Regions from separate parts of the Homo sapiens genome. Here region 1 is linked to region 2. Evidence: read pairs that join two places in POLR2A ChIA-PET (ENCODE). Cell type or tissue: K562. All regions are shown on one strand. Each heading gives the region's core, and the rest is flanking DNA. Links, peaks and the distances in the headings are about the cores only.

The links. ChIA-PET counts read pairs that join two places held together with the same protein. Peaks named below come from ENCODE experiments on the same cell type or tissue, not always from the same donor. Only the 100,000 strongest peaks of a DNase experiment are listed, where the experiment ranks them.
Region 1: POLR2A ChIA-PET joins it to region 2 with 5 read pairs; 2 of 35 experiments call an interaction of 5 or more read pairs at or near these places.

The regions. Positions count from the first base shown.
Region 1 is chr13:44,385,005-44,389,396 of GRCh38, reverse strand. All of the region lies in intron 2 of SERP2 (stress associated endoplasmic reticulum protein family member 2), which reads right to left. Among named protein-coding and RNA genes, the nearest start is that of SERP2, 13 kb to the right of the region's middle. In K562, for the core only: a CTCF peak has its summit at 799; DNase peaks (open chromatin) are centred at 746 and 2,216; H3K4me3 peaks cover 361 bases.
Region 2 is chr13:45,356,499-45,360,890 of GRCh38, reverse strand. All of the region lies in intron 3 of TPT1-AS1 (TPT1 antisense RNA 1), which reads right to left. Among named protein-coding and RNA genes, the nearest start is that of TPT1-AS1, 17 kb to the right of the region's middle. In K562, for the core only: no CTCF peak of the experiment used is centred there; no DNase peak of the experiment used is centred there.

The sequences.
Region 1 (4,392 bases), core at 112-4,111, 970 kb after region 2:
TTAATAGTCCTGAGAGTCTCAGGAGTTAGGAACCAGTACCATCCTCTTTTAAGAAGAGAAGAACTGAGTCTTAGAGTCGGTGTAAGTATCTTAGACAAGGCTACATAGCTAGTAGGTGGTTTCAAATACACAAAGTCTGGCCCTGAAGTTGTAGCTCTTAGCAACCATGTTAACTTCCTCCCTATGGCATGTGCACATGCTAATGTGGTGGCTTTCACCCAATACGCCACAAAATACAGACCTTCCTCAAATTTTGTGTCCCCAAAAGATTTCAGAGAGCACCTAACATTTCACAAAGAAACGTTTCTTAGTTGTTGCAAAAGGCTTCATTCTGGCTCCTCAACCTTTGGGCTCAAAGACATTTTGCCACAAAACTTGTGGCCACACAGGGAGTGGGAGGAGAGAGCACTGAAAAGAGTGTCTCTTTGGCCTCCCATATGTCCCTGGCATGTGTATGACTTGTACTTTTCTTCTTCCTCACCATCCTTAACAGAACAGCCAGTCCTGGGGAAAGTTTGGGTGTGGCCCTTCCAGAAATGGAGAGGCCTCCAGCACATTCATACAGGGAGAGACCTGGACCATCCAAAACACAAGGCTGGGAGAATGGGAGGATTCAGGCCCTGCCAAGGACATCTCAGAGAATCACTTCTTCACATCTGTTCTGAAAAGGCTGTCCTGAAAAAGGACCTGTCTGTGACATGATCTCACTCCCCTCCCGCAACCCGCAGCAGGCAGAGGCCCTGGAGAATACAGGGGGAAAGTGCCGCCTGTTAACTGACAGACGAAAGGAATGTCCCTGCACAGAAATGGCAGAGCGACTCCCAACGGATGGTGCCTGATAAACCTCACAGGCTCTTTGTTGAAAGGCATTAACTCTGCAATAACAGAGGCCAGCCCTGGAGCCAGGCACAATTTCCTATTTGATGGGCAAAGAGAGTCTAGATGTGTGCTCCCCTCTGGCGATGAGAAAGTCATAATATCCAGCAACATAGGGAGATATACTGTACATACACACAGACATGCAAGCATGCATATGCATGCATATACATACACATTCATGAACACACTAACACATACACATTCACAAATACACATACATGGAAACAAACACACACACAAAAAAACCCACATATACAAACACACACACACAAATGCAAACAGAAACATACACAGACTTCACTTCAACCAGAACAGCTGCTGTTTCATTTATTTCCCTCTAAGATTTGAACAAAGTTCTGCAGCTTAAAAAAAAAAAAAGACCAAAAACCACTAGTCTAGATTTTTTTTAAACACATTTTTTTCTGCTTATAAAAGTAATATATGCTGATTGACAAATTTGGAAACTATAGGAAACAGTGAAGAAAATAACAGTCACTAGTTAATCCTGTTACCCCAGAGGTTTCCCTTTGATGGGAATAAACGTTTGTCAGTTTCAAGAATAGCCAGGCTTTGGTCACCATTAAAATTCTCATAATCTCTAATTAGGAAATGAATATCAGGGTTGGCCAGAGAAAGAGTAGAGAAATAAAATTGAAATTAGGAATACATGAGGGAGAAATAGTCTGAGGGATGGAACTGGGGCATGGCTGGTATTTAAGAGTTTCCCTCTGAGAGTCAAAGGATGATGGGAATTAGATGGTGACTCCATTGATGCTGCCTGAAATTATCACTGAGACATCAGGACAGAGAGAAATACAACCGTATTGCAAAGAGTGGCATCTCAGATTGCTGCATCCTGTCAATGTAGGGTATCACACCCAGAGCTCAGAAAAGGTAAATAATACTGTGAGACCACAAGAAACATGTATAGGCTGACTCTAAATAAAATTATCCAAACAGGTAGCATATTAAGGAAAAGACCTCATTTCACCAAGTCCAGGAGGCATTCTGGTCAAAGAGGAAAGCTGGAAATGCCGAAGACAGCTGTCTTGTGAATACCGTGGCAATAACCTTATAAAAAGTTTAGGCTAAGGACAGCAAAGATGAGAACGTGGCCCTGCCAGCCATATTGTGTTCAGGACAGACATTACCAATCAACTGCAGCCCACTTTCCCACTAAGCATTGGTATAGCCCGGGAGTCCTTCTCAGTAAGGCTCATACAAGAGCTGGGGACAAAAGGAAAAGAAAACGCCCAGAGGAGAGGGCTCTGGGCACAAACAGCAGTGACTAGGTCCATGAATGGGCTGGGGAAGCATGTCAAGTCTGCAAGTGCCTTGAGAAGATAGCAGTTGACCTATCTGTGTGACAGTATCTTTGTGGGGAACGGTCTCAGACAGACATTCCAGCTAATGCTTGCCTCTGAGTCTTGAGATAAAAGCAAGCATTCTTCAGAAGCTTTCAAACAGCTCTCCAAAGAGGCAGGTTTCAAAACCCGGGACTGGCAGAGCCAGGATGAGCTGCTTATCTGGAAAGAGGCCCCACTGCCTGCAGAAATGGAAGATAATACTTGTATTAAAAGGGGAGAGAAAAAAAGGGCAAAGTCTCTTATGAGGGCACTGAAATCCCTTGGCCTTCGATGTGGATCTGGGTCCTAGTAGATCAAGTAGAGGCAAATCCAGCCAGTTAAACAGACTCAAGCAAAACAAAATCCCAGGCTAAGGTTTGACAAGAAGTTTCTGGCCTATTTGGGTTAATAATCTGAGCAGACCCATAACAGGTATTGATTAAGAAATGGATTTTTGATTTCTTAAATAATCTATATATTAACAAAGCCGTCTGGGTGTGGTGGCTCACGCCTGTAATCCAGCACTTTGGGAGGCTGAGGAGGGCCGATCACTTGAGGCCAGGAGTTTGAGACCAGCCTCAACAACAGGGTGAAACCCTGTCTCTACTAAAAATACAAAAATTAGCTGGGCATGGTGGCGCATGCCTGTAATCCCAGCTACTTGGGAAGCTGAGACAGGAGAATCACTTGAACCCAGGAGGTGGAGGCTGCAGTGAGCTAAGATGGTGCCAATGCACTCCAGCCTGGGCAACAGTGAGACTGTCTCAAAAAAGAAAAAAAACACTGGTTATCAAATTAAACAAAATGAAACAAGATACAGCCCTGAGATGTTCTAATTGGATAATACCGTGTCTCAGAAGAATATACTATTCCCAAAGCTTTTGTATCTCATAAAGATAACTTTTACAGCAAAAGAGTGGTGGATTGGGGTTGCTTTAAGGAAATGAAACTCACATTTTTTTTTTCCTGACATTCAAATTAAAGGACAAACTGCTGTTCATTGATTGTGGTCTGCATATTGGTGTTCCTTCTCCCTCTGTGGGGAAGACTTGACGCTTTATCACATGGGAAAACAGCCTCATGCATCCAAAGTGTTATCACTTACACTGCTCCCACTCATCCGTGGAGTGAAGAGGCAGGGCTCATGGCTTGCTGATAGATTGAGACCAGTGTGAGAGGTCGAGTCTGCAACTGAACATGCAGCCGGGAAGGATGAAAGGCATGTGGGAGTTGAAGCACCCCACAGCACAACCGATGGTCCCGTGGTGCCCCTGTTTCCCATGAGGGCTACAAGGACAGAGGTGGTGGTGACTGTAGCTGCAGGCTTTGGGCTTGCTATGGGCCTGTACTTAGATCCCCAGAGCTGCTCAATGCCAGGACACCTTGGGAGGGCTGCTCATTATCCCCATTTTCTTGATAAGGGAATCAATACCAAGAGTAAATACCTTGTCCAAGGTCATTCAGCTGACAAAAGTGAATCTAGGCTCAAAACTGACATCTGGCAGATCCTGAAACTATCCTCCCTTCAGAGGCCTCCTATTCTGAGTGCCAGTTGGTCAGTTTTCAAAGCAGTCCCTTGCCTAAGACAACTTTTGCAATCATGGAAAGTAGAAATTTGCTTATTCTGAAAAGGATGTATTTAGATAACCTCCCCAAACTCCCTCTCACCAGGACAATGTATTAGAGGTTTCCACCAAGTGCCTAAGACAGAACAGGGCTTGGGTGCGCTCAGATCTGGGGGGCGTGGGGCAGCCCCGGGAGGTCTGTTGCTCCCATCTGGCTTTGCAGTGAGGGGTGGCATTCCCTGAGTGCGTGTTTATGCCAGGGGTCTCTGGGTGCCTGGACTGTGTCCCCTCACTACTCTCCCAGTCCTCATTCCTTCCTTTTCATTATCTTGCTCTTACTAGGATGGCAGGCATGAAAGGCACATGCAGAGGAGGAGGAAGCCACAGGAGAGAAGCTGAGAAGCAGGAGGCAAGTGATGGCAGTGACCCACAACTGTCTATAAGAAAGGGGTCCTGTAGACTTTTTACAGGCTTGTTAACCTGTTTTTCCACATAAAACAGAGAAAGGGTGACCAATAAGTGAGCACATACTTAAATGCCAGCTTCTTACCAGTCCTAACTCTTTCCCAGAAGACAGCCAGAAAAACAGATAAAATGTGCAT
Region 2 (4,392 bases), core at 68-4,067:
GGAGAATCACTTGAACCCGAGAGGCAGAGGTTGCAGTGAGCTGAGATCGTGTCATTGCATTCCAGCGCAGTGGCTCATGCTTGTAATCCCAACACTTTGGGAGACCAAGGTGGGTGGATCACTTCAGCCCAGGAGTTCGAGACCACCCTGGGCCACATGGCAAAACCCCGTATGTACAAAAAAAACCAAAAAATTAGTTGGGTATGGTGGCGCACACATGTAGTCCCAGCTACTCAGATGGCTGAGGTGGGAGGAACTCTCGAGCAGGAGAGGTGAGGGCTGCAGTGAGCCATGGTTGTGCACCTGCACTCCAGCCTGGGCGACAAAGCAAGACTGTCTCAAAAGCAAAAAAAAAAAAAGGAAATTTTGATACGTGATACAAAAAGAAACAAATACTGAATGATTCTATGTGAATTATCTATAACAGGCAACTTGATGGATGCAGAAGGTAAAACAGAGGTTATGGAGGGAGAGAAGGGTAGAATGGGGAGTTACTATTTAATGGGTACAGAGTTTCTGTTTCGGGTGATGAAAACCTTCTGGAAATGGATAATAGTGGTGGTTACACAACATTGGGAATGTAACTAATGCCACTGAACTGTCCACTTAAAAATGGTTAAAATGGCAAACTTTTTGTTATCTAGATTTTACCACAAGTTTTAAAAACAGAAGAAAAAAGAAGGCAGAGGTTGTGGTGAGCTGAGATCTTGCCATTGCACTCCAGCCTGGGCAACAAGAGCAAAACTCCATCTCAAAAAAAAAAAAAAAAAAAAAAAGTATTACTAGACATCAAATAAGAAAACATCAACAAAATTAAGTTACACAAATGTATTCCAGAAACTAGTCTTTTAATATGTCCTCCAGACAAACTGGAAACAGCGCAGCTCCTTCCAATGGTTCATCATGACTTAGTTGTTTAATAAAGCAAGAGGCTTAACACCAAAGAAGAGCAGCAAATCTCCAGAACACGGCTTCTGTCTTGCATGTAAGACCTGTACCAACTCAGTGATGTCCACCTTACCTCCTGAGCTGCGTCCTCCTGAGTGACAGTGAGTATTTGTGTGCAGATTTCACCTCTTGAGATTTAACATCAGTGGAAATGCCAAGACAGCAAACAGGACAAAGAGCACTTTGGTTCATTCTAAGAACTGAATCTTGGCTGGGCACAGTGTCTCATGCCTGTAATCCCAGCACTTTGGGAGGCCGAGGCAGGTGGATCACCTGAGGTCAGGAGTTTGAGACCAGCCTGGCCCACATGTTGAAACCCCGTCTCTACTAAAAATACAAAGTTAGCCAGGCCAGGTTCATAAACACTTAATATCATATGCAAAATTTTGTGGATATATGCATTTTTCTGAGGAAAAGGTCAATATATTTTATCAGATTCTCAAAGTGGTGTAAGATCCAGATAAAATCAAGAAACTTGGGCCGGGCGCGGTGGCTCACGCCTGTAATCCCAGCACTTTGGGAGGCCGAGGCGGGCGGATCACGAGGTCAGGAGATCGAGACCATCCTGGACAACATGGTGAAACCCCGTCTCTACTAAAAAAAATACAAAAAATTAGCTGGGCGTGGTGGCGGGCGCCTGTAGTCCCAGCTACTCGGGAGGCTGAGGCAGGAAAGTGGCGTGAACCCAGGAGGCGGAGCTTGTAGTGAGCCGAGATCGTGCCACTGTACTCCAGCCTGGGCGACAGAGCGAGACTCAGTCTCAAAAAAAAAAAAAAAAAAAAAAAGAAACTTGAAGGCAATCTATTTCAGAATGCTGTCACACGCTGGGCTTATGGAATTGAATGTCCATCATTTCCTGTCTGAGCTAACATAGGAACTGTGCTTTCCATTCTCCTCTGCCTCCAACCTTAATGTGCCTTCTATTCCCAATGAGAAGCACATCATTTTACAAATATCCTTGGCCATGAATTCAGGCCAGATACCATGTTTTTAAAGTGCCCAGGTTGAGCCCTGCTCGGCCAGCCCTAAGGACACAAACATTCATACAGCATGCCAAGGCAGAGGTCCTCTTCAAGCTGCCTCTGGTGACTTGAGTTAGGGCCCTGATGCTTAAAGTCAGGACATTCTGATAATAGAAACTGTCATAGGTATCACTGGTAGAGAAAACTAAATGAGATCTCTGAGAAATTAAAATTATGATCCTGTAAAGCAATCAGCTGTAAAAGTGTTTGTTTGATGTATTCCTTGATGAGTGGCCAAACTGGTGTGTGTGTGTGTGTGTGTGTGTGTGTGGTGTGAAGTCCCATATATTCTGGGAAGAGGGCAACAGGCAGGGGTGGAGTCGTTTTTTGTTTTTTTGTTTGTTTTGTTTTGTTTTGTTTTGTTTGTGTGACAGGGTCTCACTCTGTTGCCCGGGCTAGAGTGCAGTGGTACAGTCTCGGCTCACTGCAACCTCCACCTCTCAGGCTCAAGTGATCCTCCCACCTCAGCCTCCCGAGTAGCTTGGACTACAGGTGTGTGCCACCATGCTTCGTTAATTTTTATATTTATTGTGGAGATGGGGTCTTGCCATGTTGCCCAGGCTGATCTCGAACTCCTGGGTTCAAATGATCCATCCACCTCAGCCACCCAAAGTGCTGAGATTACAGGCGTGAGCCGCCGCACCCAGCGAAAAGTGTGCCTGTAATCCCAGCTACTCAGGAGGCTGGGGCAGGAGAACTGCTTGAACCTGGGAGGCAGAGGTTGCAGTGAGCCGAGGTCACGCCACTGCACTCCAGCCTGGGCAACAGAGCGAGACTCCGTCTCAAAAAAAAATAATAAAAAAAAGAAAGCTGCCAGGAAAGGAAGTGGTAATTCTCATTCCTTAAGAATATCCGTACGGTCATTTGAGCTCCTTGGCCAGAAAGTGCTTTGGAAATACCATGTGTCTCAAAATTCCTCTCTTAGTGAAACAAATGCCTTGTGAGATGATGTCCCATTGCTATAAAAAATTGTCTGTTTTTCTTTTTGAGACAGAGTCTCACTTTGTCGCCCAGGCTGGAGTGCAGTGGTGTGATCTCGGCTCACTGCAACCTCCGCCTCCCGGGTTCAAGCAATTCTCCTGCCTCAGCCTCCCTAGTAGCTGGGATTACAGACCCACACCACCACGCCTAATTTTTGTATTTTTAGTAGAGACAGGGTTTCACTATGTTGGCCAGGCTGGTCTCGAACTCCTGACCTCAGGTGATCTGCCTGCCTCAGCCTCTCAAAGTACTGGGATTACAGGCGTGAGCCACCACACCTGTCCCTTCTTGTTGCTTTTATATGCTTGACTTCAGTCACTCCTCACAACTACTGTGAAAGTCACACCCCATTCTACAGGTGAGGAAACAGAGGCTTGCAGGCTTAGTAGTCATGTAGCTAGTAAGTGGTGGTTCTTTCCACCAGACCACACTGTCTTCCCCAAGAGGCATTTGTTAACCCTGTGCGGAGCCAGCCAAACCACAGGCTCCATGACTACCGGGAAGGTAAGGGCCAGGTTCTAGTTGACCAGAACTGGTGAAGAAACTAATCTTTGCTTACAGGGAGAAACCACAGGACATCTGCTTCCTTTGAGCAAGTGAAGGAGACACAGGAAAAGAGGTCCTGGTGAAAACACGACTTTCAGAAGTTATATCTGAGCCTTCCAGGAAGAAGTGGCAATCAGAGCCATAAGCTTGAAGTGTGGCGAGGAATCGGAAGGGCTGGACTGGAAGCTGGCTTCCTTATCCGGCCATGGCCTCAGGAACAAGGCAGCTGTAGGCTGTCTTGACCCCAGTCAGCAACGTGGCCTTGGCAGACTGCACATGGAAGGTGATTTGGGGAGGGCCTGAATCTCCCAGCATGCCTCTCTCCATGCCCACCCAAATCCACATGGTCAAGAGTGAGCTTGGCACTCCACCCTGATAGCTTTAAGGGGAAAGAGCAGGTGCCCTGAAATTTCCATTAGCCAAACCTGTAGCTATACCTTACATCCATTAGGATGAGAAAGTTGTAAAATCTGTTTTGAAATTCATGCAAAATCCATACGTTTGTTTTCATGCTACAGTGTTTTCTCTGTACTTGATTTTCTTTTGTTCTCTGGTCATGTTATTTTTGAAAATTTTCAGCTTTTGCTTTACAGAAAGAAAAGGAAAGGGATTTCTGCAGATCTAGGCCAAGGTAGCTGGGGAGATGAGAATACATCAGGGGCCAGATAAAGCTTTATCAAGGGTGGCCCCCAGTTCTTGAGCTGGGAAGAGTCTTTGAGGTTGAGGCAAGAGGAGGATGAAAACCCAGAACTGGAAGCTGAGACCTTCATTGCTTTCCATTAGTCTGTCCCCACCTCTCTCCATTCAATAGGTGATGGTCTTCTAGCAACTTGTTAGCCACACAGCATTCATCTGCAGTAGGCCACATTCTGCTGTACAATGCTACAGACATCTC